Linked DNA regions of Mus musculus: region 1 is linked to region 2. The links are chromatin loops, found by intact Hi-C in ENCODE. Cell type or tissue: left cerebral cortex. All regions are shown on one strand. Links, peaks and the distances in the headings refer to the core of each region. The heading gives the core; the rest is flanking DNA. Region 1 has its middle 28 kb from the start of Gm30931. Region 2 overlaps Gm39168 (a long non-coding RNA gene).

Evidence for each region. Hi-C counts contacts between places; a loop is a spot of excess contacts. Peaks named below come from ENCODE experiments on the same cell type or tissue, not always from the same donor. Only the 100,000 strongest peaks of a DNase experiment are listed, where the experiment ranks them.
Region 1: it touches region 2 in a loop (2.0-fold over the local background); 3 of 42 quality-filtered maps call a loop at or near these places.

What each region holds. Positions count from the first base shown.
Region 1 is chr8:46,382,848-46,399,177 of GRCm38, reverse strand. No RefSeq gene overlaps it. Among named protein-coding and RNA genes, the nearest start is that of Gm30931, 28 kb to the right of the region's middle. In left cerebral cortex, for the core only: no CTCF peak of the experiment used is centred there; a DNase peak (open chromatin) is centred at 8,546.
Region 2 is chr8:46,316,309-46,332,638 of GRCm38, reverse strand. Gm39168 (a long non-coding RNA gene) reads right to left here. Exons shown (of 4, transcript XR_001778549.1): 4 at 6,910-7,857. Among named protein-coding and RNA genes, the nearest start is that of Gm39168, 23 kb to the right of the region's middle. In left cerebral cortex, for the core only: no CTCF peak of the experiment used is centred there; a DNase peak (open chromatin) is centred at 8,793.

The DNA.
Region 1 (16,330 bases), core at 6,334-11,333, 67 kb before region 2:
CCCTCCCTCCCTTCCTCCCTCCCTTCTTTCTTTCCCTCCCTCCCTCCCTCCCTTCTTTCTTTCTTTCTTTCTTTCTTTCTTTCTTTCTTTCTTTCTTTCTTTCCTTCCTTCCTTCCTTCCTTCCTTCCTTCCTTCCTTCCTTCCTTCCCTACCTCCCTCCTTCCCTCCCTCCCTCCCTCCCTTCTTTCTTTCTTTCTTTCTTTCTTTCTTTCTTTCTTTCTTTCTTTCCTTCTTTCCTTCCTTCTTCCTATCTATTGTCTGTCTGTCTATCTATCCATCTATCTATCTGTCTGTCTGTCTATCTATCTATCTATCCATCCAGTGTGTGTTGGAGGAGGGGAGCTGCTTCTTTCCTTCCACCATGTGGGTCAGGTCATCAGGCTCTGTGGCAGATGCCTTTACCCACTGGGCCATCTTGCCCACTCTGAACTGTCCCTTTCTAAAAGGTTTATTTGTTTTAAGCATATGAATGCTTTGTCTGCACATAGGTATATATGCGTGTACTGTGGGGGAGGGGAACAATGGAGGTCAGAAGGCCGCACTGGATCTGCTCAGAGTCGAGCTTCTGGTGACTATGAATCACCCTGTGGGGGCTGGGAACCCACCTAAGATCTCAGCAAGAACAGCTAGCGCTCTTAACCCTGTGAGCATCTTCCCCGCCCCTGGGCTGTCCTGTTTGAGCTTGCAGTTTTTCTGCTAAGTTAACTGCCCCGTAGATGGAAAATGAGCCTTCCTTTCTGACGCTTCTCAGTCATTACATAGACATGCATAGGACGGTTCCAAAATTACTAATTTATAAAAGCTTAGCCGATTCTGTCACAGGATTAGAAAGATGCTAAATTATTAAGAGTAATCATTTTTCAAACATCTCTGTACAAAAACTGCTCATGAAAATCTCTGCCCTGGCTTAGGACACTCTTTATTCCCAAGGCCTGAAGTGGATTGCCACCACATGGTGGGTACAGCCACAAGATGAGGGACTAAGTGTGGAACAAGTGTCACCCACTCTGAAACAAGTCATCCAATTTGGAAGACGTTCCACTATTCTAAATGATGTTCTTTCAGGTGCACTACCTTAGCGTTTTAAAGAGCATCCTTTAAAAGAATCATAATTTAAATGAGAATGAAATATCAACCTATCACTCAAATGTTCTCCAAGGCTTTAGAATGAAATCAGGAGGCACCGACAGGCTGAGGCTGCCAAGTGAGGAATAGTTTCTGAAAGATGAACATTTCGTGTTGAATATGTTGAATAAAAATACATTTTGAATATGCTTGAATAGAAAGCAATCTGGGATGCGTTGAATAGAAGATGCATTCTAATTACTATAATGCACCAATTCAAGGATACCGCTGGAAATGGCTCAATTTCGGAATCAATAGTTCTGATTGCTGCACGTTTGAAAGGATCTCAGAGTCTTTCTGCCTTGAAAGCTTGGCTACAGTCATCCTTTGAGGTTTATTCTAAGAAGCCAGGGGTGGGGAACAGAGGCACTCTGCAAGGGTAAAGATTTTTTTTGTGTGTGAAATTCCTGGGGGATCTGGGATTTAATCCTACTATGTTGAGCTTGATGCATAGATTCTATGGTATTGTCAATAGCTAAAAGTAACTGACAATATTTGCCTAAAAGAAAGGAGCCTGGTATGAAAGTTCCATAGTTGTTTGCCAAGGGCTACATCAGATCCTTTCCCGGGTATGTTTGGATAAGGGGATAGTGGGGTTGCTTAGTGGAAGACAAAGCATATTTTTGTTCTGAATGAGCACTTAGAATATCTGACTTTAAAACAGAGACAGAATTCCTTCTCTGCTTGAATTAGCACACCGACCAGTAAATCAACAAATATTTATTGAGATCCTGCAATGGAACCTTGGACTTCCTTGTTTGATAACTCTTGGCAGGTTTTCTAGTGTCCTGGTAAAGAAAATATTTCTTCTACCAAATCACGTTAAAAATGTGTTTATTTTTCCATCTCATATTTATACTTACTAAAGGAGTTTTCCTGTGATCTTTCTTCCTCCCATGGAAGTGCACTATCCATTTTGTGCTCTACATTTAGTTAAAACAAATCAAAACATAGATTTTGATCACATTATCACCTTAGCCCTTGAGTGGGGGCAAGCATACAGATGTACAGTTGAATGCTATTTAACTGCTGGTCCACAGTGTGCCCTTGGGAACTGCAGTTGAAGGACACAGTAGAGGTGGTAGAGCTGGATCAGGAAACATTGAGCCTCTTCCTAACCTATTTCCCTGTCCTATATTTATTTTCATGGCATCCCAGGATTGCAGTGGCAAATATCTCTCAGTGAAATTCTAAGAGTATTTCAGACACATCCATTGTAAATTTTCCTTAGATTGCTACTCACTAAGACTACATTAGATCTCAACTTCTTTAACAGCAAAACTTACCAATTGCAAGAAGGATATCACATACTTTCCCTCATATGCAGTATCTAGATGTGTACCATAGACATGAAAGCAGGTGTAAGGTTATGGGGACAATTGGGTTAAGGAGGGGGGACAAGAGAAGGTAAGAGGAGGTGGACATGAACAAAGTACTATGATACACATGTATGAAATGCCATTATGAACCTACTATTTTATATGCTAACTTAAAAACATTCATTATTAAAACCTGATGAGAGGGGCTGGAGAAATGGCTCAACAGTTAAGAGCACTGATTGTTCTTCCAGCACTGGGTTCAATTCCCAGCAACCACATGGTGGCTCACAACCATGTACAATGAGATCTGATGCCCTCTTCTGGTGTGTCTGAAGACAACGACAGTGTACTTACATAAATAAAATAAATAAATCTTAAAAAAAAAAAAGAAACTGAGGAGAGCTGGAGATGTAGCTCAGTGGACAAGTGCTTGCTAGTGTGGGCAAAACCTTGAGTTTGATCCTAGCACTGCAAAAATAATTTTTCAATGACTCCCATATTGAGGGAGTTCCACAGATACGACCAAGTAGATATTTGGAAAAAATTGTACATCTACCAAATATACAGGTATTTTCTTGTCCTTATTCTCTGAATAATAGTATGCAATGATTGTTTACAATAGCATGTAATGCACTATGAGATTGTATGTGTGTTATATTAGATATAATATATTATTTATATTATACATAATCTTGAGGTTATGTGGCATGTCCAGAAGGATGCTCCCAGATCATACACAGGTACTACACTATTTTATATGAAGGACATAGCATCTTAGAGAAGCCTGGAAAATAACCTTCATGAAAGCAAGAACAGTAATAATAAAAGCAGACCCAGATTCATCCTATTTGAGAAGTATTCCATGACTCCTTCTTTACCAAAGGCTTGCTTATGCATGTCTCTATGCTGGAAATCCGTCTGGGGGAAGATGCTTTTGAAATGGATATGTCCATGGGGAAGTTGCATCTAATCAAAGCAGAGAAGACTGTGGGAGCTAAAGGAACCTTGAGTGAATGTGTAGAGAGTGGATAAAGTCCTGAGTGAATGTGTATTGTTGACATGGGGACAGTGAAGTCAAGAACCCTAATTCTTCAGACCCATGGGAGAGGTAAGACACTTCCACTTTGAGTGTTTACAAATGACTGATCAGTGTGAGGAAAAAAAAAACACCCCAAACCCAAAACTAGGAACTGGTACTTCCTCTTCCTGGGTATTTACAGACTGCTGGTCTACAGAGATCTGCAGAGACCTACAGAAAGTGATGAACATTTCTGCCATCCCCACCCCTACCCTTGTGCTGTACATAGTGAACACACTGGGGTTCTGAGTCTTTAAATTGTTGGTGCCATTGTATCAGACTAAACACAGCCCACCTAATCACGGCTTTTCTGTCTCTGTGTCTGTGTGTCTTTCTTCATCCCCTCATCCCTTTGGTCAGGTTTCCAGACCCAAGCCTTACAAGTCTTGGCTGAACAGCCAAAAAATATAGAAACAATAGCAGCCAATATGTGTTATAATAAGCTCTCGCCCTAATGTGTATTAGTCAACGTGAGTTCACTCTAAAATACACAAAGTCCAAACTGTGTATGTTGGCTCCTGAAGGATGGGTAGTCCCTGCCAGGCAGGTGGCGAGTCGGGTCCCAGGTTGTCAACCATTTAGCTTCCATCCCCACCAGTCAGTTTCCTAGGCTACTGTGATTTTCCCAGAGTAAGCTGCTGCCTCTGTTGCAACAGTGGAAAATTTCACATGGTTCTCTCAGCTAGAACTTAGTCATATCAGCCATACCTAACTTCAAAGGAGGAGGCGGTGTTCTGGATGCAAAGGGGACAGGGATGTCAGCGCAGCAGTAGGAAGAGCATGCTGTTTGATCCCCGGAGGCATAGACACAAACAAAACATCAAAGAGTGACAGGATATTGAAAATAAACCAATCTGGTGCTCCTCAGTAAAAAGAAAACTGCTAAGGCTGGAGAGATGGCTCAGCAGTTAAGAGCACTGTCTGCTCTTCCAGAGGACCAGGGTTCTAGTCTCAGCACCCACATACCTGCTCACTACAATCTGTAACTTCAGTTCTAGGGCATCTGACCCCCTATCATGGCCTTCACCTACACCAAGGCATGCATGTGATGCACAGACTATGCACAGGAGGAACCCCCATGCATATAAAATTATAAGAAATGTTTTAAGAGAAAACCTTGAGTGCTCTAACATTCTTTTCTAGTGGCTCGGGCCCCTAGGGACCTCTCCTGAAGATCATTCTTGGTAAAAGGAAAGATCTGCGTAAAGGCTAAGGGACAGCGAACCTGAGTGCACAGTTGCTCCTGAAATGAGAGGTTCGTGTAGAAAAGTGAGGTGAGGGTTGGAAATATCATTAGCCTTGGGTTGTGGGGTAGTATTGAGTACCAGACCGAAGAGCCTTACCAACACTTTAGGTCAAGACCAAAGACTCTCCCTTTAGAGTTAAAATTGAGCAAAATCTTTTCAATACCAGACCTGCCTTTGTTGTCCTCTGGACATTATTCTAATTTGTTCTGGTTTGGACTTTTTAAAAAGCAGCTCCAAAGGTTGTTGGTTGAGGCTTCATCCCCAGCTGTTGGCGCTATTGAGAGGTGATTGGACCACGAAGACCTAACTTCATTAATAGATTTCTTCCTTGATGGATCCATAGCTGAATGGACTATTAGTAGGTGAAGCCCGGTTGGAGGAAGTAGGCCCCAGGAAGTGCCTTTGAAAGGTACATTGGATCCCTGAAGGTAGACCCCTTCCTGTCTTGCTGTACTTCCATCTTTTCGAGGTAAGCAACTCTGAACCAATCTCCCAGGATGCTCTAAGTTACACAGGCCAGCACTGTTGACTTGAAAGTGCTGCAACTGTGAGCCAGAATCTTCTTCCCCTGCGTTAGTTGTCCACAGTAAGGAAAAGAATTCCCACTGCTCCTAGCGTTCACTTCAGACATTCCCAGATGTCTCTATCCACCATGGTCATCACAGGAGATGGTCTACATGTAGCAGTTGTTAGACTCTTTTTTGAAGCATAGTTTTATTTTATATTTGTGTGTGTACAAATGTGTGTGCATGTGCATGCATGAGTATGAGTGTGTATGTGTGTGTCTGTGTGTGTGTGTGTGTGTCATGGTACATGGGTTCGGGGATCAGAGTCAGGGCCTCAGTCTTGCGCAGTAGGTGCTTTTACGAGCTGAGCCATCTCACCTGCCCAGTTGTCCAACTCGTGGATTAACTTTCAGTAACCTGTTGGCAGCGCTTCCAAACAATTAGGAGCCCCAAGCAAGAGTTCAAAGAAGAGCTCTTTGCAAAGTCAGCCATGCAGTAACTCTTCACTCTAGGAAACTCCCAGCTGTGTTTTCCACACAGCCTTGGTAACTTGCAGCACCTTGTATGCTGTTTTCCCTTCCTGCCACCTTCTTCTGCTTTCCTTATGTCTTTCTTTTCTTTACAGACCTTTCAACAGGTATGGAGAGATGGCTCAGTGGCTAAGAGCACTTGTTGCTCATGTGAGGACCTGGATTTGGTTTCCAGTACCCACATGGTGTCCCATAGTCAGCCTTAACTCTAGTTTCAGAAAAGCCTATGCCTCCTTTTGACTTCCTCGGGCACCAAGCACAAAAAGTAGCACACATACACACATTGCAGGCCAAACACTCATACGCATAAAAGAAAAATAAATAAATCTTTCTAAAGAGAATTTGGTTTAAGAAAAGTACTTTTAAATTAAGAATTAAATAACTAAACTCAAAGAAAATTTTAGAAAAGAGGATAAAATTACTCACCACCTCATCTCTCAGAGGAATATATATAATTCATATATATAGGTATATATATATAATATATACACATATATATTATATATATAAATAAATTATATTACATGTGAGTTATATGTATATATATAAGTTATAGAGAGTGTATAAGTTATATAGATCATGTGTTTTATGGTCTGCTTTTCTGTGTTCAGCATATATTCTAAGAGTTTTGCTCATCTGACTGAGAGATCTTTAAGAACATAATTGTTAAGAGCATATATGAATGGGCTGTGATTTTTACCAAGAACCTCAGTGAGATTAACTTCTGTGTTGTTTCTAGGTTGAAGAGTAACAGGAGAGTCGAGCCAACTGCTCTATTAAGGGATGATCAAGGGTAGACTTTCTTTCAAATACCACACACCAGAGCCTGGAAAGGGTGTGTGTTTGATGTGGTCTGTATTTTGTTGCCCTACATAGGGATGTACTCTCTAATCAGGGATAGCTACCTCATCAGCCCATATTCCGTATACTGAATATATCCTAATTTGCTTATACGGTCCTATACAGTGTTTTCCTGATGTAGCTATTAATAGGTGCCTCCTAAGATCTGAGTGTCCCCACACAAAGTTTAGACGTTAGAACCTTAGTTCCTCCATGTGGCAGTGTTGGGTGTGTGTGTGTGTGTATGTGGCCCCACTAGAGGTGTTTGGGTGAAGATAAAATAAAATAGCAATCGTTTGTCCATCAGATTCGCAGCAACACTGTTCAGAGTTAGTTGTCTGAAGATGCTGTACTGGGGATGGAACCCTAAGGCTAGGCAAGCTCACTAGCAACCAAGTGACACCCGCAGCTCCTGATTCCCTCTCAAAAGAAGGGCTGAGTCTGGTGGCCCATGCTTTTAACACCAGCATTCAGATGGCAGAAGCAGGTGGAACTCTGATAATTCAAGGCTAGCGTAGTCTATAAACAAGTACCAGGACAGCCAGGGCACTTACACAGAGAAACTGTGTCTTGAAACAACCAACCAACCAAAAAAAGGAGGTAAAGGGGGAAGTAACCATTTTTTATCACGTTCTGTCGAAGCTTTTGCAATAAAACTTTTTTTTTAATTATCTTTTTTTTTTTTACAATCCAGTTGTTATCTCCCTCCCATTCTACCCTCTGACAAAACTTTTTTTAAAAAAAATCTTTCTTTTCTGTTTTTGAGACAAGTTCTTACTAAATAACCCCGGGCTGGCATGGAATTCACTGTGTAGAGTGTATAAGCACATACTCCGAGTCCTGCGTTCACCCCTTGAGTGCTGGGGTTATAGTGATCACATCACAGCCAGCTGTATCCCAATAAGGGTTTGCCTGGATCAAAGCTAACCCTGAGACACGATGCAATGAGGATACAAAGCCAGGGAGTAAAGACACCTGAACAGCTTTCTAACCAGAGTTCTGCCTTGCTAAGACAACACTGGCAGGAACCTAAGTCCGGTCCGAAGCTTAAATTCTGATGCAGAAAGAACGTAAGCCGATGAGCTTAAAGTTCCTGCAGATGCAGAGATTCAGCTCAAGATCCCCGAAAGCCTGACGTGACCCAGGCAAGGGAGGAAGAAGGTTAAATGATGCATACTTATGGAGGCTTAGCCTGTGGAGCCTGTGGCTGATGAGACTTGTCCCTTCTAGATGGGGAGTACCTGGAAATAAGTGAGAAACGTTGCTCTGGGCTGGTCAGATGGCTTAGTTCACAAAGGCACTTCCTGACAAACCTGACAATAAAAGCCAATCCTCTTGACCTAACTATATGGTGTAAGGAGACAACCGAATCCTGAAGGTTGTCCTGTGACCTCCTCCCACATGTGACAAACATGTGTACATGTGCAGACATACACCAAATAATAAGAAATACATGCTTTGGGCTGGAGAGATGACTCAGGAGTTAAGAGCACCGACTACTCTTCTAGAGGTGCTGAGTTCAGTTCCCAACAACCACATGGTGGCTCACAACCATCTGTAATGGGGTCTGATGACCTCTTCTGGTGTGTCTGAAGAGAGCAGTGGTAGTATACGCCAAAGTATAAAATTAATTAATTAATTAAAAAAGAACTAAGAAAAAGAAGTAAATGCTTAAAGTTTAAAAATAAAAACAAAAATCAAGATGAACTGCTCTAGAGCCTAAGTCGCTAGGGCAAGGAACCTGTAAGTGGTGTGGGTTGGGGTTGCTGCACAAGCTGAGAACACCCCAAAGAAGTGATGGAGGGACCCAGGAACTGACAGGCACCTCAAGGCCCTTGGTGAGTGGGTGGATCCTGTGAGCCGTGACTCATGGGACTTTGAGATCCTCCAGGGATTCAGGGCCTCCGGATGGCCGCCAGCTTGGCAAAGGCCCAGCCAGGCTGCTTTCTCCACCATCCCCAGACTCCACTTCAGAGACGCTGGCTCATAATGATCCCTGCTAAGGTTGCTACTGACACAGAATGTCCTTCATGCACCTGTCCCCTTCGCCCATGCAAACAAACTAAACCAAACACCCAAACCAAGTGTTAGCTGCTGGAAGATACAGGAAAGATCGAATCCTGTCATAAGGAAAGAAAGATCTCTCTCTCTCTCTCTCCCCGCCCCCCCCCCCAATTGCTGGTCAAGTGTTGTTTTCATTAACTTAACCAAAGACACTGTGTGTGTGTGTGTGTGTGTGTGTGTGTGTGTGTGTGTGTGTTTATGTTTATTAAGCCATTTCTTTGGGAATGTGAAAAGGTGTCCTTCTCTTAGGCAGGTTTGAACACACACAAGGGTAAAGAAAAACATTTTTGAGACAGGGTCTCCTTTATAATGTAGTACAAGTTGACTTTGAACTCATGGCTAGCCTCCTGTCTCCTTGTCTTCATTTGCCTTTCTACTGCTCTGATATGTTGCTGACGGTTTGGGAGAATGAAGAGTTTATTTGGCTTTCAGGTTCCAGGCTATCATCCAAAGCAGTCAAGGCAGGAGGAACAGCAGCAGGAGCCATGGGGACTGGTTACTGGCTTGTCCATGGTGGCTTGTCCTCCCCTGACTTGCTCAGCTACCTCCCCAGCGCAATGCACTGTCCACGTGACCTGGGCCCATCCACATCACAGCAATCAAGAAAATACCCTGCAGACATCCCTGCAGGCCAATCTCACGGAGCAACTTCTCACTTGGGTTTAATCTCCAGTTACTCACTTCTTGCCCATCCCCACAAACACCACCCCCCTCAAAAAAAATAGAGAGAAAAACAAGAAATGATCTACTTAACCTAAGCACCTAGAGGGCAGACTGGCTTCTGGGAACATTCTATAAAATTTCCAATAAGCTGTCAGGCCCCGAGGAGATGTCAAGGAGACAGAAACTTAAAATTTGGCGGGTGTGCTCAGCTCCTTTGGAGCCTCATACCACTGCGAGGTAGGCAGGGTTCAGGCAGCCGTTCTCAAACCACACAGGAGCAGGCTGAGTATAGGGAAGGCATCCAACGGTGCCCAGAATTTGCAAGTGAAGGATGAACACAGAGAGAGGCATGTTGTCTTCCCAGAACTTCATCATTCACTGTCCAGGCCGGCCCTTCCTCACTGTGTACCTGACATAACAATCACAGGCAGGGTACGTGGTAGCAGGCAGCTTCTAGGAACTCCAGAATACAGTTATTGTATTGTCAGGTCCCACAGCCAACATCAACCTGTGGCCTGAAGCCACATGGACACATGCTCTCTGTTCTGCCAAACTGGACTGCCGGCCAGTGAACCTATGGACAAGTCACAGGAACAAGCCACCAATGCAATTGATGCCAGCATGCAAACATTTAGTTCATGTGACAAGGACATCAGGGTCCACCTGTCCCCGGCCCTAAAGACTGCCCCCCACCCCCAACCCAAGACGTCGCATTTAAGCTTGATCCTCAAGGATGGTTAGAACTTTCTGGAAAGAAATAAGAGATGAGTGGGTAAATAGGTAAGCCCAGAAGAAATGAGGTGATTATGTGTTCACTGGATTGAGAAAAAGGGGGCAGGGGAAGCAGGCACCACAGAAACCACTTAAGCAGCTAAGTTTATCCACTGTAAAGGGCTTTGGAAATGGGGTGAGGTTTTATGCTTTGGGAATATTACTGTTTCTTCTTTCTCTTATGAAATCAAGGTCAGAATACATGGTAGACCATTCATAGTATGTCATATTTTGCCCAATAAAGTGGACACTTCCCACATTAGTATTCATTTTTAATTACCTGTGTAATTATTTATGGAGGCATGTGGAGGTCAGAGGACAACTCTTAGGAGCAAGTTCTCTTCTTCTGCCATGACTGGAGGAAGAACTGTGCCCCAAGGACTGACCTCGGGCCACGGGCTTGGCAGTAAGGGCCTTTCCTTCCTGCTAAGCCAGCTTGCCTTCTCTCTCTCTCTCTCTCTCTCTCTCTCTCTCTCTGAGTGTTGATCTTTGATGCTCAAAGGTCTGAGACTCCTGAGGCCTATGTTCCAGGTAGAAGGAAAGTACAAAATCTGCCTTGCTGAACAGGCTGTTTGCACAGACAAGAGGATCTCGGTGTCCTCTGAGGCAGGAGATGGAGGCCAGAGCAGGATTCAGAAGTTGGTGGGCGAAGGTCCTTTCTGAGCAGCTCTGAGCCCAGTCTTTAGGATGCCCCAGCCATTGGGAAGCATATAGGTAAGAGACAAAAGGTTAATGTGGACCCCAGCAGAACAGATTGGTTAGAAAGGAAACAGATAAAGGACTAGTGAGGTAAGCCGTCAGAGATGAGGACGGGTGAGATGAGGACTCGGTGGCGGTCATGGGAGAGGAATGAAGAAATTACATTGCGGCTTGCAGGCTGTTCCAGGCCTTGAGGATGGCAGCAGGAGACCCACAATCAGCAATTTCAGGTACACCTGGGGACACAGCAAGCCAAGTCTCAGACACGGCAAGTCTCCTGGGTCCACAGCTCCTAGAGGCTGAACAATCTAGGGCCATTAGGAGGTGACCCCAGTGCCACACGTTCGTGCTTCTTCTCAGCGACAAGACTGCAATAAGAATCAGGCCTTAGTCCTTAGGACTTGCCTAAAAGAACCCACTCTTTTACCTCACCCAACTGATGCAAGGTGGCAATGAGGTGGGATCTTTGGGATTTTTTTTCCTTTCCGTTTGCTTTTTTAAAATTGTTTTATTTATTTACATTCCAAATGCTGTCGCCCTTACTGCCCCCTTTCCAAGAGTTCTTTACACAATCCCACTCCCCTTTGCCACAGAATGGGTGCCCCCCCCCACACACACACAGACACACACACACACCTAACCCTCTCCCACCTTGCATCCCCCTTCCCTGGGGCATCAAGTCTCTATAGGCACATCCTCGCCCACTGAGGCCAGTAAGGCAGTCCTCTGCTATATATGTGCCAGAGGCCGCAGACCTGCCCACGTCTGCTCCTTGGTGGGTGGCTCAGTCTCTGGGAGCTCCAGGTAGGTTGACACTGTTGGTCTTCCTATGAGGTTGCCACTCCCTTCAGCTCCTTCAATCCTTCCCCTAACTCTTCGCTGACCTCAGCCCAATGCTTGACTGTACGTATCTGCATCTGTGTCCATCAGATGCTGGTAGAGCCTCTCAGAGGACAGCCATGCCAGGCTCCTGTCTGCAAGCACAACGTGGCATCAGGAACAGTGTCAGGGTTTGGAACCCTCCCATGGGATGGATCCCGAGTCGGGTCAGGTCACTGGATGGCCTTTCCCTCAATAATCTGAAAGTTCACTGTGAGCTAACTCAAGTTTAAAGCACAACACTAATCGAGTTAAAATCTGTTTTCTTGCAAGCTGAATTTTGTCCTACTGACCTTGTCTGAGACCTTTTACCTAGAGATTAGAGAATCATTAAGCCCAGAACCTGCACCTGGGGCCCTTTGCTCTCTACTTGACAAAACAAAACAGCAAAGCAAAACAGAAGGGAACAGGGACACAGAAGTGTGGGTTTGAAGAATAGGTTTACTTACGGTTTGGGCAAAATAAAGAGAAGAAAAAAATATGTATTAGTTTGTCACCACCCTTCCTATAGCAGTGTTACATTTATAAAAAGGATGGAACAACCCCATTTAAGCCTGGGGGGTCATACAAGATGCAGAGAGAATGTGAGACAGGGAGACTGATGAGCTTGGAAATGCCATCCTCTGTGCACCGCACAGCCTTTGCAACCATGATCTCTGCAGCTGAAGATGCCTGCACAAGAGTGGCTCCTTCAATTGTCAGTCATGGAGCCCCTCCCACTCCCTGCCAATCAGGAGATGCAAAGTCATCGCCTTCTGTTGTGTGTCCACTGCTGAGCCCACCCAGCTCCCATGAACAGACCCATAACCCAAGCTGGGAAATCAGGCCTTGTGGAGTGAGCCATGACGCAAGTGTGAGGAGGCCCTGCTGCAGGGGGGGGGGATCGCTTTTTGCACAGGACTTCTGCTGCGGTTACCCTCACCCTTACCAGGGATTTCACAGAGAAAGTTTTAGCCATCGCAGCCTACATTACACCGTCACATGCCGGTATATGTCAGCAAGGGGAAGCATGCAGACGTTAATGATACAGGCGAGATTTCAATATCGGTCGGGAGAAAGGCAAGATTATGAAACACTTCAAGTTCAATAAATAAACATTATTTAAAAAATATAATGAAACAAGCCAACAATCTCAACTCTGCGTGTCTCTTTCTGGGAGATGTGAGCGTGTGCTCTGTTAATGTACCTGTGATCTCCAGGTAACGTTTGTCACAGTTGTTTTGAAGGAAAGAACAAATCCTCATGAGAAAAACAAGCCAGGGTGGCTCTGCAGTTTTCCTAGAACCATTGGGTGGTGTTAGCTGAACTGGGTCTAGAAACTTCTCTGTCGTCTCGGTGCCAGGCACTGGTCTTCACAGCCACCTAACTGGAACTAGACCCACACCTCCTTGAAACAGGAGAAAGACGCTTTGCCTCTGCCTTAGTTGGAACGACGAGTGCTATGATGAAACCCCATGGCCCAAAAGCAAGTTGGTGAGGAAAGAGTTTATTTGGCTCACGCCTCCACATTGCTGTTCATCATCTAAGGAAGTCAGAACAGGAACTCACACAGGGCAGGAGCCTGGAGGCAGAAGTGGATACAGAAGCCATGGAGGGGTACTGCTAACTGGCTTGCTCTCTATGGCTTGCTCAGCATGGTGATTTTGTTTTGTTTTGTTTGTTTGTTTGTTTGTTTTTGTTTTGTTTTGTTTTTTGACCCAGGACCATCAGCCCAGGGATGGTGCAATGGGATGGGCCCTCCCCTATTGATTGCTAATTAAGAAAATGCCATACAGGCTTGTCTCTAGGCAGATCTTAGGGAGGCATTTTCTCAATTGAGGCTCTCTCCTCTCTTGTGTCAAATTGACATAAAGTTTTTCAGAACACCTCCCTCCCTTCCTTTTTTCTTTTCTGTGCCCTCCTTCCTTCTTTATCTCATCCTACCCTTGGCGTTCTCTCTCTCTCTCTCTCTCTCTCTCTCTCTCTCTCTCTCTCTCTCACACACACACACACACACACACACACACACACACACACTCAGAGGACTGAACCCAGAGCCTCCAGCAAGTCAGACAGGATTACTACCACTAAGCCACATCCTCAGTCCTGTTTGGACTTCTTGTTTTTGAGGGAGGGGAGTCTCAAGTTTCCCAGCCTGGTCTTGAACTCCTGATCCTACTCTTGCAGCTTCTCAGGGAGCTGAGATTACACACCCGTCCCACCAGTTCCAGCACAGTCCAGAAATCTGTTTTTCTCTATAGCTGCTGGCCTGAGTGCACTTCTGCACAAACATGCAGGTGGGAGAGGGTTCATGGGAGGTACCAGGGCACACCTGGGCATGTTTGTGGTCCCACGATTAGTCATTACTCCTACCAAACCCAGAACTGCTAATCACGATGTTAGGCACGTGGAGAACAGCTGCTCTTATCTATGTGACTCTCTGGGACTGCACTGAATATTCTCTGCCACTGGCTCGTCTCACCTGCAGCTTGTCAGGGAGCCTTCCTTGTGTGCCCTCGTTGCTATCTCCACAAGCATTTGAAAGGCGATGCACTTAGGATGGCTAAGTTGTTTCCTAGGTTGCAAATGTCACTGACTTATTTTTTTTTGTTTGTTTTTTTTTGTTTTGCATTTTCTTTTTTTTTTTTCCATTTTTTATTAGGTATTTAGCTCATTTACATTTCCAATGCTATACCAAAAGTCCCCCATATCCACCCACCCCCAATCCCCTGCCCACCCACTCCCCCTTTTTGGCCCTGGTGTTCCCCTGAACTGGGGCATATAAAGTTTGCAAGTCCAGTGGGCCTCTCTTTCCAGTGATGGCCGACTAGGCCATCTTTTGATATATATGCAGCTAGAGTCAAGAGCTCCGGGGTACTGCTTAGTTCATAATGTTGTTCCACCTATAGGGTTGCAGATCCCTTTAGCTCCTTGGCTACTTTCTCTAGCTCCTCCATTGGGAGCCCTATGATCCATCCATTAGCTGACTGTGAGCATCCACTTCTGTGTTTGCTAGGCCCCGGCATAGTCTCACAAGAGACAGCTACATCTGGGTCCTTTCAATAAAATCTTGCTAGTGTATGCAATGGTGTCAGCGTTTGGATGCTGATTATGGGGTGGATCCCTGGATATGGCAGTCTCTACATGGTCCATCCTTTCATCTCAGCTCCAAACTTTGTCTCTGTAACTCCTTCCATGGGTGTTTTGTTCCCAAATCTAAGGAGGGGCATAGTGTCCACACTTCATTCTTCATTCTTCTCGAGTTTCATGTGTTTAGCAAATTATATCTTATATCTTGGGTATCCTAGGTTTGGGGCTAATATCCACTTATCAGTGAGTACATATTGTGTGAGTTTCTTTGTGAATGTGTTACCTCACTCAGGATGATGCCCTCCAGGTCCATCCATTTGTCTAGGAATTTCATAAATTCATTCTTTTTAATAGCTGAGTAGTACTCCATTGTGTAGATGTACCACATTTTCTGTATCCATTCCTCTGTTGAGGGGCATCTGGGTTCTTTCCAGCTTCTGGCTATTATAAATAAGGCTGCTATGAACATAGTGGAGCATGTGTCCTTCTTACCAGTTGGGGCATCTTCTGGATATATGCCCAGGAGAGGTATTGCTGGATCCTCCGGTAGTACTATGTCCAATTTTCTGAGGAACCGCCAGACTGATTTCCAGAGTGGTTGTACAAGCCTGCACTCCCACCAACAATGGAGGAGTGTTCCTCTTTCTCCACATCCACGCCAGCATCTGCTGTCACCTGAATTTTTGATCTTAGCCATTCTGACTGGTGTGAGGTGGAATCTCAGGGTTGTTTTGATTTGCATTTCCCTGATGATTAAGGATGTTGAACATTTTTTCAGGTGCTTCTCTGCCATTCGGTATTCCTGAGGTGAGAATTCTTTGTTCAGTTCTGAGCCCCATTTTTTAATGGGGTTATTTGATTTTCTTGAGTCCACCTTCTTGAGTTCTTTATATATGTTGGATATTAGTCCCCTATCTGATTTAGGATAGGTAAAGATCCTTTCCCAATCTGTTGGTGGTCTTTTTGTCTTATTGACGGTGTCTTTTGCCTTGCAGAAACTTTGGAGTTTCATTAGGTCCCATTTGTCAATTCTCGATCTTACAGCACAAGCCATTGCTGTTCTGTTCAGGAATTTTTCTCCTGTGCCCATATCTTCAAGGCTTTTCCCCACTTTCTCCTCTATAAGTTTCAGTGTCTCTGGTTTTATGTGAAGTTCCTTGATCCACTTAGATTTGACCTTAGTACAAGGAGATAAGTATGGATCGATTCGCATTCTTCTACACGATAACAACCAGTTGTGCCAGCACCAATTGTTGAAAATGCTGTCTTTCTTCCACTGGATGGTTTTAGCTCCCTTGTTGAAGATCAAGTGACCATAGGTGTGTGGGTTCATTTCTGGGTCTTCAATTCTATTCCATTGGTCTACTTGTCTGTTTCTATACCAGTACCATGCAGTTTTTATCACAATTGCTCTGTAGTACAGCTCTAGGTCAGGCATGGTGATTCCACCAGAGGTTCTTTTATCCTTGAGAAGAGTTTTTGCTATCCTAGGTTTTTTGTTATTCCAGACAAATTTGCAAATTGCTCCTTCCAATTCGTT
Region 2 (16,330 bases), core at 6,916-11,915:
GGGCCTGAATCCAGGGCAGAAACACCACTGAGCTGCATCTTGCCAAAACGGGGCTTAGCCATCCGTGTCACTCTCCGCGTCAGCGTCTTGAGATGGGATGGCTCCAGATCCACCATCCCAGCTCAAGACCTTTGAGGATACATGAATCCAGTTACAGAACTCCATTTAGAAGACACAGGGAGATGTCCCCCAGTGACCCTAAATACTCTCAGTTCTGTTCCTGCCCATTGACAATAGTAGCCTGATGATGGGGTAAATGGTGGGACCTGGTTCTAGTCACTGTCCACTATTCTACCAGAAGAGTGGTCTGAGATGGGGTTCCCTTACGCCCTCCCCTTGAGTCTAAAACGAGCTCACTTCCTAGGCCTTCCCCTTGCAGCTTTACACAGAAAACCCATATGCCTGGGGTGTCTTTCTTTAGCTTGTCAACTCTCTAGGAGAGCCTCTGGTGGGAATTCCATCCCCAGGCCAATCTACCTCATCTCAAAATCAAGTTCAGATCATCATCTCTTCTCCCCTTTAGCAGTGTTCCTGTCTTGGATACAGATATTTCCTCAGGTACCAGGCTCAGTGCCGCCTGCCTCTCGTTGCCTCTGCATCCAGCTAGTGATGGAGCCCTGCCAATATTCCCCAGGCGTGTCCTCTTCATGACTGCTCGTCCCAGATAAAGCTGCAGGCCAACCACTCAGGGATGTAATGGTTATAAGGTTCACTGAACATCCTTTGTTCTTGGTCCTCGTGGGCACATGGCCTGGGAGCATACTAAAATAGAAAAACCAGGGCCAGAGAGAGGGCTCAGGAGTGAAGAACACCTCTAGCTCTTGCAGAGGACCAGGGTTCAGTTCCCAGCACCAATATGGTGGCCTATAACCATCCATAACTCTAGTTACAGGAAGTCCACTGTCTTCTTCTGATCTCCATGGACACCGGGCATGCATGTGATGCCCAATATATATGCAGGCCAAACACTCACACTTAAATAAATCCATCTGAAACAGAGAAACTTAGGTCTTGCCATCACACCACTGGGACAGAATCTCTGGAGGTGGGACTGGAGAATCTGACTCCAAATTTGAACCCTGGTACCTAAGCACATTCTAACAGGGTACTCCACCCCCCACCCCCGTGATAGTGGGTGATACCCAAATGGCACAGTGATAAAGTAGACCTTTTTTTTTTTTTTTTTTTTTTTACTTCAGAGACAAGTTTGACCACTTCTTGGTTGTGTAATAGATAATATGTCCCCTAAAAGCTCCAGTTCCCTTGTCAGTCAAACGGGAGTCAATGAGAGGATTAAATAGACACAGTCCACTGCTTAGACACTAGACACATGCTTTCTGACTTCACAGCGGTGGAAGCAAGATGCACATCCAGTTGGAAATACACATTGATTTTAAAATCAGAGCTCTCCATGAGGTAGCAAGATGTGGTCCAACCCTCCAAGATGCTGGGCAGCGACAGCAAGCCACATGGTTACAGAGGGACAACCAACACTACAGAGGACTGTGCTGTCCAGCTCTGATATTCAGCAGACTCGCCCTACTCCATGCACTTCTGATAGACAGTGTTTCTCTAGCTTCTGCTGGGCTTATTGGTGTGCAAGAAGGAAGCATCCATGAGGAAAGTCCCATGAATCATCTAGACCAGTGTAGGCACAACGTAAGGCCATGGTGCTCCAACTCAGTGCATAAGCCATGAGTGGACTTTTCAATTCAGAATACCGTTTTCTGTACACACACACACACACACACACACACACACACACACACACCTGTGTGCAAGTGTATGCAATTAGAGCTCACTAATTTGCTAAATGGACTGGCCAGTAAGTCCCAGGGGTCCCCCTGCCCCATTTTTCCAGAGTTGCTGCTGCAGCTGGCTTTTCAAATGAGTGGTGTGGCTCCATTCAAGCTCTCATGTTTGTGTAGTAAGCACTTTCTTAAAATACAGTTTTCACCCAGTCACATTCCTTACTCAAAACTGCAGTGCTCAATTCCAGAGAGTGGTACAGAGTCCCTTGGTCCAGTGATTCCGAGTAACATCAGTAGTGATAAGGCAAAGTGGAAGCAGACACTCATGATATGGTGAGAGAGCAGGCATCTCACTGCTGGGGGCTTCCTCCAATAACTTGGAAGCTAAGGCTAACTTTGAGAAGAACACCAGACAAGCCGAAGGCAAGAATGCCTGATATGCGTGATCCTGGATTCGATTCCCGTCACTGAAAACAAAACCAATAAAAGCATCATTGATTCTTACAGTACGCATCGCGATGTACCTCTATAGTACAAGAGGCTGGGGCAGGGGGGAATTTGAGGTGTGCTTGAGGTGATAGTGAGGGGTGAGGGAATTGGGGGAAGAAGACAAGAAGAAGGGGGAAGAAAGGGGAAAGAAAGGAGAGGAAAGATTCTCTACCAGATATCTGACCCATACTCATCAAAATTATCTAAGTCATTAAATCAAGACTTTAATACACTGTGAAACTGTCACACTGAAAGGAACCTAATGTCACTTAAAAGCAAATGTAAGGCAGGATCATGAGGCCAGTGACATGGCTCAGCAGGGAAAGGCACTTGGGCAGAGCTTGACAGCTTGAGTTTAATCCCTGGGATCCAACATATAAACAAAAGATCGAGCACATGCTAGTGCACAAACACACACACACACACACACACACACACACACACACACATACAGTCAGTCAATAGAGTAATTAGTCAATCAGATTTAAAGTCTTAAAATGTAATGTGGGATTCCAGTTGAAATTATGAAATGGAAATGAGAAAAGCTGAACACGGTATGACTTCAGCTATTGACAGTGTATCAGTACTGGCTCATCTACTGCAACAATGTATCAATACGATCAATGTAACAATGTATCAACCCCAGCTGTTAATGAGGATAGGCAGGTAGGGTACATGGGAACTTGACACTCCCTCTGAAATACTGGATGGATGCAAGCTCGGATGAAATCCTGAAAGAAGTGAAACGATATTCAAGGAAAACGGGTGAAATCTGGATAATTACAGCCCAGTTAATTGCCATCTGTCAGGGCTGACTCATCAGTTGCCAAGAACTGGGACTAGGTAGGGGCTGTCTGTGTATTCTGTGTCACCTTTGCAATGGCTAGGGGATCTGAAGCTATTTTAAAATTCAAATGTTACTTAAACAATGGAGAAATTGTTTAGTCTCTCTATTTATCTGACCCAACCTGACCTCCTTCTGCCCTGGAGTCTTCTCCTCTGTTCAAATTGGTCTTTCAACTCCCCACTCAAGGCCCAGCAAGCCATGTCCCACCATGCAGAACACTACCTTCCTCCCCACCTGTTCCCTTTCCTTCGCTCCTCTTCTCTTTCTCTTTCCTTTTCTTTCTTTCACGTCTTTATTTGGAACAGAACCTATGCCCTCCCCCATGACCTTTGAACTATCTATGTCATCAAGGATGAGCTTGAATTTTTTTTTTTCATATCTGGAGGTTAGGGATGTTGTCTCTGTGTGCATGTTTATTCACATGTGTGTGGGCACTCATGTGACTATGTGTGCACATGTGTGCACACGTGTGTGGAGGCCCAAACTTGTTGAAGGATTAATCTCTCTCTATTTTAAGGTCTCCCACTGAACCCAGAGTTACTAATTCCAGCTAACTGAGCTAGCTTGATAGCCCTGGCGATCTCTTGTCTGGGCCTCAAGATGACAGGCAGCAACCATGGCTGCTTAGCTTTTTAAGTGGGTTCTGGAGGTTCAAACTCCAGCTGTCAGGCTCGTATCAAATGTGCGTTAGCCACTGCATCATCTCCCAAGCTTCAGATTCTCCTGCCCCCCAAGTGCTGGGTTTACAGAAGTGCCACATATCCAGTTATGTGGCTCTGTAGCTGGAACCAGGGGCTCCATGCATGCTAAGCAAATGCTCTATCAACTAAACTGCATCCCCAGCCTCTCTCCACCTACTTTCTAAGCTGAAGTCACCACCCATCTATTAAGATCTAGACAGACTGGCTTTTCTCCTGAGATCCCTGTCGTGAGCTCTCAGACTCCGACAACGCCCTTCTTTGAGTTCTCGCCCACAATGCCTCACTTTTGCATTTTACTCTTTATTGCCATTGAGATCAGGGGGCAGTGGCCAGAGCTGAGAGCATCGTTCCTGCTGCTGAAGTTATTTCTTTTTATCTGTGTTGATTAGCTTTCTATTGCTGGGATAAAAATGTCTGAAGCAATCAACTTCCAAGGAAGAAAGGCTGAACGTGGCTTACAGATGCAGCAGCTTCAGGCCAGCAGCAGTGGGCTTTGTGTGCCTGGGCCTGTAGGGAGGAATAAGATCATACTAGGAAGTATGACAGAGCCAGCTGGCTTACCTCAAGATAAGTGACTACAGAGAGGAAAAAGAAGAGGCAAGGACCTGTGTTCTTTCAGGGAACACCTTAGACCCCAGGATTCCTTTTTCTATGTCCTTCTTCCAAACTGCCTCATTAATCTCTCAATGCTGCCTTAGCCCCAAGGACAAAGCCTCCAACCATGGCCTTTGCAGGACATTAGCAATGCACACAGCAGCATCAAGAAATTGCAACCCTCCACCCAGGGTGTCATTCTTCTACCTCAGTGTCCCTAAAATGCGTCAAACATTTCCTCTAACTTACCATATCACTTTCCTCCATTTAAGAAAAACTGAGAAAAAAAATTTTTTAAAAAAATTGGGAAGTCTGATAAAAGCAGTACAATTTATCATTTTAACCATCTCAAGTTTATAGTTGAGAGGCATGAAGCACAGGCGCATTGTATGGCAGCCACTGCTCTCCATCTCCAGAGCACTTTTGTCCCCCCTAAGTAAACCCTGTTGTGCAGGAGCATCCCCCTCCCCCCGCCCCCCTCCAACTTCCGTTCGGCCTTCCATCTTAGTGAATGGGTTTGTCTAGGAACCTCAAGGAAGTGCCCAGCTGTCCTTTTGTGCCGGCCTTCTGTTGTTTGGCACATGGTCTCCAAGGTGCATCCATGTTCAGGATAGAAAAGGTTTATTTTGGCTTCCCATTTCTGACTGTTTTCTTTTAAAGACTGAAGAATATTCCTACCATGTGCCTACATCACCAGATGTTTGTTCGTGTATTTGACAGACTTGTTAGCGTCACCACGGAATAGCTGCCAGGAAGGCCACAAGGGCAACTCTATCAGGCCTGGTTCCCGGGTTCATCAACCTCTTCTTGCTTAGTGAGCAAAGTACGTTTTAAGACCTTGCTCTCTCAGTGGGGCGTCAAGCACATGTGTGCTCCAATGCTTTTTTCCAAGATCAATTTTTTTTGACAGATATATGCAATACCAGTATCTGAGTCAGAAGAAATCCCTCTTATCTAGGCCTTCGAAGGGATTAACACAGAAAGGTGCCTTCAGAATCCACTTCCTGTGTGTTCTGCGGGTGATTTTTAAGCTCGCTCTTGGCTCCGAGCATGAGAGAATTAAGGAACTCAAACATCTTCCTCATGACAATACAAACAGGATGAAACCGGTCCTCTTTTTTTCTCATTTGATCCCACATTGGATCAATTTCAAGATAACTAACTGAATTCTGGCCATCACACTCGGAACATTGTGCCCACTGTGCTAAGGATGCTTCCTCTGTCATGTGTGAACAGAGAAGGTTTTATCCTATTAGTCAGGGTCATCAGGGGTGCTTGCACCGAGGTTGAATCCAGAACACTCAGTGACTTCGTTGAACAGAGGATTAGTCTCACCTTTGTAAGGGAAGTTGCTCTCTTGCATAACACTCTTCAAAAGGTGACGCAGGGCTAACTTCGTTCCTCTTGTTTGCTAAAGTTCTCTACTTCCAGTCATGTGGGAAAAGAAAACCAACCACAAAGTCCTGAATCTAAACAGCTGGAAATGACATCACTGGTAAGAATTAGGCATAAGGGGAGAGGGGAGTGCAAAGTGTGTCAGAGAGAGACAGAGATAGAGACAGAGAGAGACAGAGAGAGACAGGGAGAACTTGGGCCAGGTGTGGGCTTTTGAAATCACACAGCTCCCCACCCCCATCCCCCAGTGACACACTTCCTCCAATAAGGCTGCACCTACTCCATTAAGGTCATACCTCCTAATCCTTCTAATCCTTTCAAATAGTACTACTCCCTGGTAACAAGGCATTCAAATATATGAGCCTATGGGGGCTATTCTCACTCATACCAGCACACTGAGGAATACTTCAAGGCTGGTGACATATAACTAGCAAATTGACTGGTGGTTTACACTCAAATGTTTCATGGTTTCTGGATGAAGACTGGGATCTTCCCTAAATAGCAATACTGAAAAATACTCAGAAGAATCCAGCCCTTTACCCACTATTGTGAACTTCCCTAATAACCCTGAGAAAGACAGGCATCACAGTGAACAGCCATCCTACATCCCCAGGGGGAAAAAATGAGTTACACCTGTAACCGGGAGGTAAGTAGGTGTGACCAAGGGCGATGTGGAGAGCAGCCTTTTCCCCATTGAGGGAACTTTCTCTGATGGGGTAGAATGTTAGTTTTACCAGGACACAGTCTCCAAAAATGACCAGATATTGTCAGCAACCCCAGAGATGGCACATCTTAGGTGAATGTCAGAGGAAGCAACAGGAAGAAGTATAATCCAGAAACAGGGGAAGGTCACCACAAAAGGTACTTTTTGCTCCTTTGTCTGGGAAGAACATGAGGTCCTTGCACGCAGGACGGCAGCCCAAGGCCCCTTCTGTGTCTCACTGGGTCAGAGAAAAGTGAGAGATGAAAGAGACCATGGCTTAGACCCCGTGGTGATCTCTTTGTGTGAAGTTTCTGATTCTTGTCCCTCAGACAGTTATTTTGCGAGTCTAGTGTCTGCTCACCCCGCCCCCCGTAGTGGCCCAGTATAGCTCCGAAGCAAACAAGGATTAGCCCCAAAAGTCACCTCTTAAGATGTCAAGTGCACACACTTTTGATGATTCTTGTTATACTCTTAAAATCATTTTGCATTCAATTTTTATTTTTGCCAATAAAATAAACCACCTTCAGCTTAGTTACACAATAGGTGATTAGAGAATAGAAGATTTTGACAGTGTTTACTTGCCACTTATAGGAGACCAGTGGTGAGTGTTAGCTTTAAGTATCAGTGAAGAGAAGGAAAGCTACCTCTATCTGCTGAGCCATGGGATTGCAGGTAGTCTCCACCATGTCTGTCTTACGTGGTGCCTAGGGATTCATGTCTGCTAGGCAAGAACCCAACTGAGCTACATTTCCAGCCGAAGAGTGGAGGAGTTCATGAATATTTGTTTGCTCTTCTTCTTTAACTAAGAGGGTTTGTAGGGTTCATGCCTTAGTTGCACCTGAGGGAGGGTCCCTAGTCCTCAGGGCTTTGGAAGGTGCCAGCAATCATGCTGCACAGAGGGACGCTAGAAATTATTCACATTTTGTCCTCTGCCACAGAAGTGGAAAATACATGGTTCCTTAAAGATAAACCATTTGTGCTTTAGTTGAGTGGAAACCTGAAGTCGAGAGGGACATCCATCTGGTCAACCACATGCAGCTTTTGGATCAAGTCACTCAGAACACTCGCTGGGTCTCATTCCATCTTTCACAGAGGCAGAAAGACGTGCTGGGCAGGTGAGACTTTTAAGTAATTCCTGGAGCTGGAGTGATCTGGCTGTGTCCAACTATCAGGAGATCTTCAACGACTTCCCAGCCTCCCATCAGGCCCAGGCTCCAGCTGAGCACATCTCCACATTTCTACCACAATCTGGATGCCCTGCCTGGATTCCACTTCTCCTGGTTCCACATGGGCCTGCAAGCTCTCTCAGGGGTACCGGTGCTGGGAAACTTGGAGCCACCCTTTCTCCTTGCTTGATTTCATGTCCAGCCACCGTCCCTGAAAAGGTGCTGGATCAGAAACACCACTCAGATATGGACACCTGATGCTATGCGAAATTTCCATCCACTCATCAAACTTAACTGCTGACATCTACTAACACACTTCCACACCTGCAATCTCCATCACTCCCAACCTCCCACCTTGCTCCAAGGTCACCTTAAGACCAGTGTGTTTAAAGGTTTTACAAGATGGGACTTGAGAGTTTCCAGCTGCACAAACAAAGCTAGCAATATCACCTCCCTTTTCCCACCTGCTGGCCAGCTCCCAGCGGTAGCTACACGGAGCTAAGTCAGGCTTTGATCACGGGTACACTCATACTTCCTGCCTTGCACACCGTTAACACAATTTCTCCGGGACTCTAGAACTTGTCTTTTAGGGGTGAAGGACTCTGTTTCTGCTCATGCATCCCTGGAAGTTCTGCTCGAATTCTAAGGTGGCTGGGATGGGGGCGGGGTGAGGGAGATTCAAGAAAGAAACATCAAGCACTTGTTGGCATTTGCCAGCAGCACTCTGACTGATCAGCTGCAGTGCCTTCCCATCTTGGACTTGTTCTTCTGATGCCAATCACCTTCTAAATACCCCTAAAGGCCATCTACAGAGAGAATACTCCAGGGCCTGGTGATTGAGCCATAGGATAGAGAATAATGTGGGCCAGTAGTAGGTTGTCTGAATCCTGGCACTCTGTCATAAAATCGACTTTGGTTTGTTAAGATAAGAACTCACCTGAAATGACACCAGGCAGTCCAGTTTCTCAGATTGGCCTGAAAAGGACCGGTAGGCCCAGAGAGAGGCTTAGACTGTTCCTCGCTGGACCTGAGCCAACCCAGCCTCCCTTCAGAGGCCCATTCTGCAGTTTAATCACGTTCTGGATCTATTCTGGGCCATATTCATCTCTTGGAGTGGAAATTGGATTTTGACAATGTGCCTTTTGCATGTAATCTCTTCATTCTAAATTACAGTCAGTCCCCAGCTAGAAAGCCTGGGTTAAAAGGCAGTGTGTGCCAGAATTCCTCCTCCAGCACCCTTCCCCCACCAATACACATAGACACGCTCATATACAGGCATACACTCACACACACATACACAAATACTCACAGCTACACACATATACACAGACATGCATACACACACTCTCATACACACAGGTACACACACTCACACATACATACACAGAGAGACACATACACACACACACATACATACACACAGAGACACACATACTCACACACACACTTACACACACACATGTACACACATACACAAACACACACAGGCACACACATACACTCACACATACACACACACAGGTACATATACTCACACATACACAAACTCACACAGGTACACACACACTCACACACACAGACATACACATTCACACAGAGACACACTCACATATACACACACATTCACACACAGGTACACATACACACACATACACAAGCACACAGGTACACACAAGACACATACTCACACACACATACACACATATACACAAACACACACAGGTACACACACACAGACACTCACACACCCATACACACACACTCATACCCATACACATGCACACTTACACACCCATACACACAGGTGCACACATGCGCACACACACACTCTCTCTCTCTTTCTCTTACACACACACACACACACACACACACACACACACACACACACACACACACCTGGCAGAAAGGCATCGTGTTAGCTGCTGACTACTTCCAGGCACTTGGCTGGGCTGCCTCTGATTTACTAACCAAGGGGACACCTAGTGACAAAAATTGATAAGTGACCAGAGTAAATGACCTAAGATCTTTTCTTTTAAAAAAAATTTGCAGGCTATAAGATGAAATGCCTCTTATTTTTATCCTGCTGCCATTTTTAGAGAATCAATCTTCTACTGCCATTTCTAATGCCCTGGATCTAGAAGTACTTATACTAAAAGCAAAAAGGATGACTATGGTGGCTATGCAGGCAAATGTACTGCTGCCAAGACACAGGTTCAATTCTCCAGTCTGCATAAAGGAAGGCACCACTCCTGTGAGCTGTCCTCTGTCTTGCACAAGCTTGCTGTAGCCAGAGTAACTCCCACCCCACCCCCAGGCAAACAAAGAGATTCAATAGTAAGACAAGGATGGCAGTGCACACTTGTGCGCTCAGGAAACTGAAGCAAGAGGATGGAGAGTCTGAGGAACATAGGGCGCCTCGGTCTCGATCTCATAGTGATCATCCAGACTCTTACTTTCTGCAGGCTGTGGTAGTGCCTGCCTTTAATTTCAACACTCCAGAGGCAGAGGCAGGCAGATCTCTGTGAGTTCAAGGCCAGCCTGGTCTACATTTATGAGTTCCAGGACAGTGGGCAGCCAGCCAGGGCTACTAGAAAGAGACTTCTGCCTCAAACAAACAAAGCCTCATACTTTCAAAGTTCTCTGCCATCCCACAAACGATTCCCAGGCTTCTCGATCATTGGCTCTGAGATTTTTGTTCGGTTATGGCTATTGGAGGGAACACTGTGTAAACAATGGAGACACAGACTTTTATGTATTTTTTTTTATAATTTTAGGTACATAGATCACGTCTCTGTATGACATTTCAGACATCCTCACTGTTAGTTTCCCCTCGGTCTTAGTGTTCTACTACGGTGAAGAGACACCATAACCCCAGCAACTCTTATAAAAAAGAAAGCATTTAATTAGAGCTGGCTTACAGTAAAGAGATTTAGTCCATTGACATGATGACGGGAAGCATGGCAGCATGCAGGCAGACATGGTGCTAGAGGAGTGACAAGTTCTGCATCTGGATCCACAGGCACCAGGAAGGGAGAGATGCTGGGCTTGTAATGAATGGCCTTTTTGAAACCTCAAAGTGACACGCCTCCTCCAACAAGGCCACACCTCCTAATCCTTTCAAAGAGTGCCACTCCCTGGTGACCAGTCACTCAAATCTGTGAGCCCACGAGCCATTCTCATCCAAACCATCATGCCAAGTTCATGATTCTGTTTTTCTTCTCACCACAGCTGACAGAGTTCATTCTGATAGACTTTCTAGAACACCTGATAGAGACCTTGGTCGTGTTGATTCCTTTTCATCTTGTTTTTGTTTTTCAAGACAGGGTTTCTTCGGGTTATTTGTGTAGCGTTGGCTACAGAGCCGGGCTAGCTCTGTAGACCAGGCTGGCCTGGCACCCACAGAGAGAGAGAGAGCCACCTGCCTCTGCCTCCCGTGTGCTGGGATTGAAAGCATGCACCAGCACTGCCTGGCCATCTCGGGGATTCTTGATCTTACAATATTGTTCAAGCATCTATACACACGTATTGATTACATTGCTTGTCCAGGGTACTGAAACTTTTTCAACTTTTAGATATTACTAGGCTGCAAATAGTAAGATATTCATCTATTGAGTCTCACAGTGTGTATGTATGCTACATTTCGTTGTTCATTTGCCAGTTATTGGGCTTCTAGCTTGTTTCTGTTTCCTAGCTATTTTGAATTCAGAATCCGAGAACATGGCCGAGCAAGGCTCAGAGGAGTGCCATGTTGAGTCTTTTGGACAGATGCCAAGGACTGGTAAAGCTGGGTCATACGGTAGATTTGTATTTAAGTTTTTTGGAAACCACCCTGCTTTCTCTAGTTGCCACACCAACAGTGTTGTGGAGTCTCCTTTCCCCACATCCTCTCCAGCATCTGTTGCCGGCTATTTTGTTGATCTAATTTCTCTAATTGTGAGGACCAATGGTCATTCTTTGGAGGCATTTATTAACTATTGTTATTTCTTCTCTCGAAAACACTCTGTTGAAGTCCCAAGCCCACTTTTGAAAGGGTCATTTTTATATTACTCTTCCCGTTTTTAATTCTTTACGTATTTGGACCTTCATCCATCCAGAAAGATTCTCTCCCATTCTGTTACTTTCCTCTTCACTTGAGTGACTTTTTTTTTTAACTATGCAGAAGCCTTTTAGTTTTGTGAAGTCTCACTTGTCAATCATTGACCACAATTCCCAGGAAAATGGAGTCCTATCCAGAAAGTCCTTTCCTATGCCTATATTATGTAGGTATTGCCTGTGTTTTCCTCTAGCGGTTTCAGTGGCATAGATTTCACATTTAGGTCTCCCATCTCTGAGGAGGTACTGAGTTGTTGTGCAAGGTAGTGTGGGTCTAATTTTATTCTCCTACATGTGTATATCCAGTTGTCCCAACATCATTTGTTGAAAATGCTGTCTTTTCTCAAGTGTATAGTTCTGGCATTTTTGTTGGGTATTAGGTGGCTATAGTTATATGCTGTGGTGGTTTGAGCACGCCTAGTCCAGGGAGTGGCGCTCTTTGGAGGTGTGGCCTTGTTGGAATAGGTGTGTCACTGTGGACTTGGGCTTTAAGACCCTCATTCTAGCTGCCTGGAAGCCAGTCTTCTCCTAGCAGCCTTCAGATGAAGATGTAGAACTCTCAGCTCCTCCTGCACCATGCCTGCCTGGATGCTGCCATGTTCCTGCCTTGATGAGAATGGACTGAACCTCTGAAATTGTAAGCCAGCCCAAATTAAATGTTGCCCTTAGAAGAGCTGCTTTGGTCATGGTGTCTGTTCACAGCAGTAAAACTCTAAGACACATGTACTCGTGTTTGGGTCTTTGATTTTGTTCCATTAATCTACATGTATGTTTTTATGCCAGTACCATATTGTTTTTATTACTATAGCTATAATGTATCTTGAGGTCTGGAGTGATAATCCCTTCAGCAGTGTTCTTTTTGCCCAGGATTATTTTGGCTATCTGGAGTCCTTTATGATTCCATATGAATTTTGAGATAGTTGGGTTTTTTTTTTTTTTTGAAAAGAAAGAGATGGGGATTTTGATTGTGATAGCATCAAATCTGTAAATAGTTTGGAGTAAAATACTTATTTTTACAACATTAATTCTACCAATCCATGCGCATGGGATATCACTATTTTCTAGTGTTTTTCTCTATTGCTTTCTGTAGAGATTGGAATTCTTCATTGTGAAGTCTTTCATCTCCTTTAGGTTATTACAAGATATTTTCTTTTCTTCGAGGCTATTGCGGATGGGAGTGTGTTCGTAAACTCTTTGTATGTTTGTTGATGGGCTATGGAAAAGCTATACAGAGAAACCCTGTCTTGAAAAACAAACAAAAATGCTGGGTGTGGTGGCGCACGCCTTTAATTCCAGCACTCGGGAAGCAGGCAGATTTCTGAGTTTGAAGCCAGCTTGGTCTACAAAGTGAGTTCCAGGACAGCCAGGGCTAAACAGAGAAACCCTGTCTCAAAAAAACAAAAAACAAAAAAAGGAAAAGCTATGAATTTGTGAATATTAATTGTGCATTCTGTCCCACTGTTGAAAGTGTTGATCATTTCTATAAGTGTTTTGGTAGAATTTGGGGGATCTCTAATGTATAGCATCATATCACCTGCATACAGGGATAGTTCCAGTTCTCCTTTCACTGTCTATATCCCTTTAATTTTTATTCCTGTTTTACTGTCCCAGCTACTGCTTCAAGCACAACATTGAAAACTAATTGGGATAATGGACTGCTCTATCTCTTTACTGATTTTACTAAGATTGCTTCAAGTTTTTCTCCATTTACGATGGTATTGGCTGTGGACTAGTCATGGATAGCTTTATTTTGCTGACATATGTTCTAGCTACCTCTAGTCTCTCTAGAACCTTTATCATAAAGCGATATTAGATTTTGTCAAAGATTATTTCTGCATCTTTTGAGATGAGCCTGTGAATGTTTTTTTTTTCATAGACCGTTGGTGTGGTTTATCCCACGAGTTGGTTTTTGTTGAGTCAGCTTTGTTGAGTCAGCTTTGTTGAGTCAGCTTTGTTGAGTCAGCTTTGTTGAGTCAGCTTTGCATCCTCAAGATAAATCCTCCTTCTGAGTTGTTGGTCAGGATTGTCCAAAAGATTCCCCAAACATTATAGGTCATTGCTGCTGCCCTTGGTTGTCTCCTAGAAGCGGAAGGTTAAGTCTCTATTGTTGAAGACACCATATACTTCCGACCTAGGACCCAGAGGCCCTGAGCTAGCCCTGACCCTAAAGCCTCCTTCCTGAGTTCTAGCTTTCGTGGTACCAGAAGGCTCTATGCCAGCTTCCAAGAGAGCGAAACAACCAATGTCTTACATGGCTATGATGCCTACAAAGCCGAGCAGTGGCCAGCATGGCACACTCCACTCACGCTCACCAAGACCTCTCTAACTGGCCAACCCATGGGAGGGGATTGATGCCTGGTTCTGGAAACCTTGTCAGCTTCCAAGGGCTAGTGAAGTCATGAATATTAGAGAACTTACAGTCTCCCCTTTTCTAAACTATCCCAGTCCCTAACTACATTCTGAATATTTATCCTTCTGGACATGGAGGGATTCGATAGTTCTCACCCCTCACTAAAGCAAGTTCTCTTTGCAACAGATGAGACCATGACAGAAAACCATGACTCATCAAAATGCAGAGAACAAGAGATCTTGTGGTACCCAGCCCCAGCCAGAGGACCAGACAGTTTGTCGTAAGATGGTGTCTCCTAGGAATGTCAGAGAGGCTAGAATGTCACACCTGTGCTTAAATAAGACATGAACCGCGATGACATCGATGGTTAGCAATCTCAGAGCCTTAACCCTAGACAGAGCCATGGTAGCTGGGGAACTCTGAGAGAGGGAGAAATGTCATCCTCAGGGAAGAAGCCCCAGCTGGTTACCTCATACCAAGCCGTCTTACCTGGGGTCATATACAGAGAGGTAACATCGTATGGACTGAGCAGGTTGTATCTATGTATTTGGAAATATATACATATTTATGTAACAACGATGGAAGATAAAGAGGTCATGAACCCCAGAGAAAACAGGATGGATGTGTAGGAGCGATAGGAGGGAAGAGAGGGAAGTGGGAAAGTATTATAATTATAATTTCAAAAATGATTATGTGAAAAGCAACAAACCTTTTACTTTATGAGTTCTCTGTCATCCCCTACCAAATATTTTCAGCCATCTCTTTCCTTATGAGGCAGAATATTTACCAAAATAAAAGCGAGGAGAAGGAGAAGGGGAACCTCGCCCAGAATTTAGAGAATGGTCTGCTATCGCTGTCTTACATTACTTTGGGAAAGTCATTGACCCATCTGAATCTCCACGGCCTTAGACTCTAATCTGGGTAAACACACAGTATACTATATGCTTCAATGCTAGACAGAGTTCCTGGAGGCTGGTAGAAGGGAGAGGGCAGAAAACTAGAATCTGTCTTCGGAAACCTTTCTGTTTGCATACTAGTCACCCGGAGTTCATGGGACTCAGCCAAAGGACATACTGTTCCCATTTTGCTAGATCTCCTATGAATTATTCATGCCTTACACGAAGGCAGAAAGCATGGATAATTGCTCATTTGACCCCTGCTCAGATAACATTAGGAAGCTGGATGTTATTCCTTGGAGAGGGAAGATACGATTTATAAACGGAAAGTGTCTTTATAGGTTACCAAGTCCACACTTACCCATATTCCAGAACAAGAGGCCAACGTTCACTGGCTCTGGAGTTCATGGTTAGATTGGCAAAGTCATAAGAGTCTACTGAGAGAAGTTATGCGGATGAGTAAAACTCTCATGACCTCATAACCCAACACACTCAATGGTGGGCTGGTTTTTACTTGTTTACAAGTCAAAGGAGGCAACCTAAAAGTGTTACAACCGGAATAGTGTGTGTTACTCATAAACAGACCTTCAGTAATCCTTAGAGAACAGAAGAGAGTTGGGACCTAGGTCCCCAGGGAGAGGTGGAGACGCTTCTCAGCACCAGTCCTTCAACAGTTTGGACCAACTTTTTTTTTTCATTGAAAATGTTCCAATATTTTTAATTTAATATATAAAATGAGTACACCGTTGAATTTTTTTTACAAGATTCTACATACTAACACCTCATTTCTCTAACTCCCGTCCTCTTCCTTCTTCCCATCATGCTGTTAAAAAACTTGTTCTTCTCCAGTCGTTGTGGACGTTGTCTTACCTGGTATCTCTGCCAGGCTGCTACTCTGTTATGAATTCCCTGCTACCAGAATGAACCTGCCTCATTTCCTCTTTCTTAGAGGCCCACCTTACCATCCTATCCAGGATACAACCCCACTCCTTGTTCCATTTGTTTGGCTATTTTGACCTTAACACTCATCACCCACCAACATTCTAAGTTATCCATCTTCTCTCTAATACTCAGCTGGGTGAGGCCAGTGGGTTTTTGTCTGTCTCATTCACTAAAGTGGCTCTAGGCTTAGAACAGTATATGGCACGTGCTTGAGTGCACACTAGTTATGATGCACTTAAAAAGTATTTGCCTTCAACTCCACTCTTGGCTAGGTCTCTTCAAGATCAACTCCCATGGAGAAATAGATACTGTCAACAGTCTCTAGTGCAATCATGTGAGTTAACCAGAAAGGTTCCAGGCCCACAAATTGGACCTCAATCTTATGTTGAACCCTGCCTGTGACT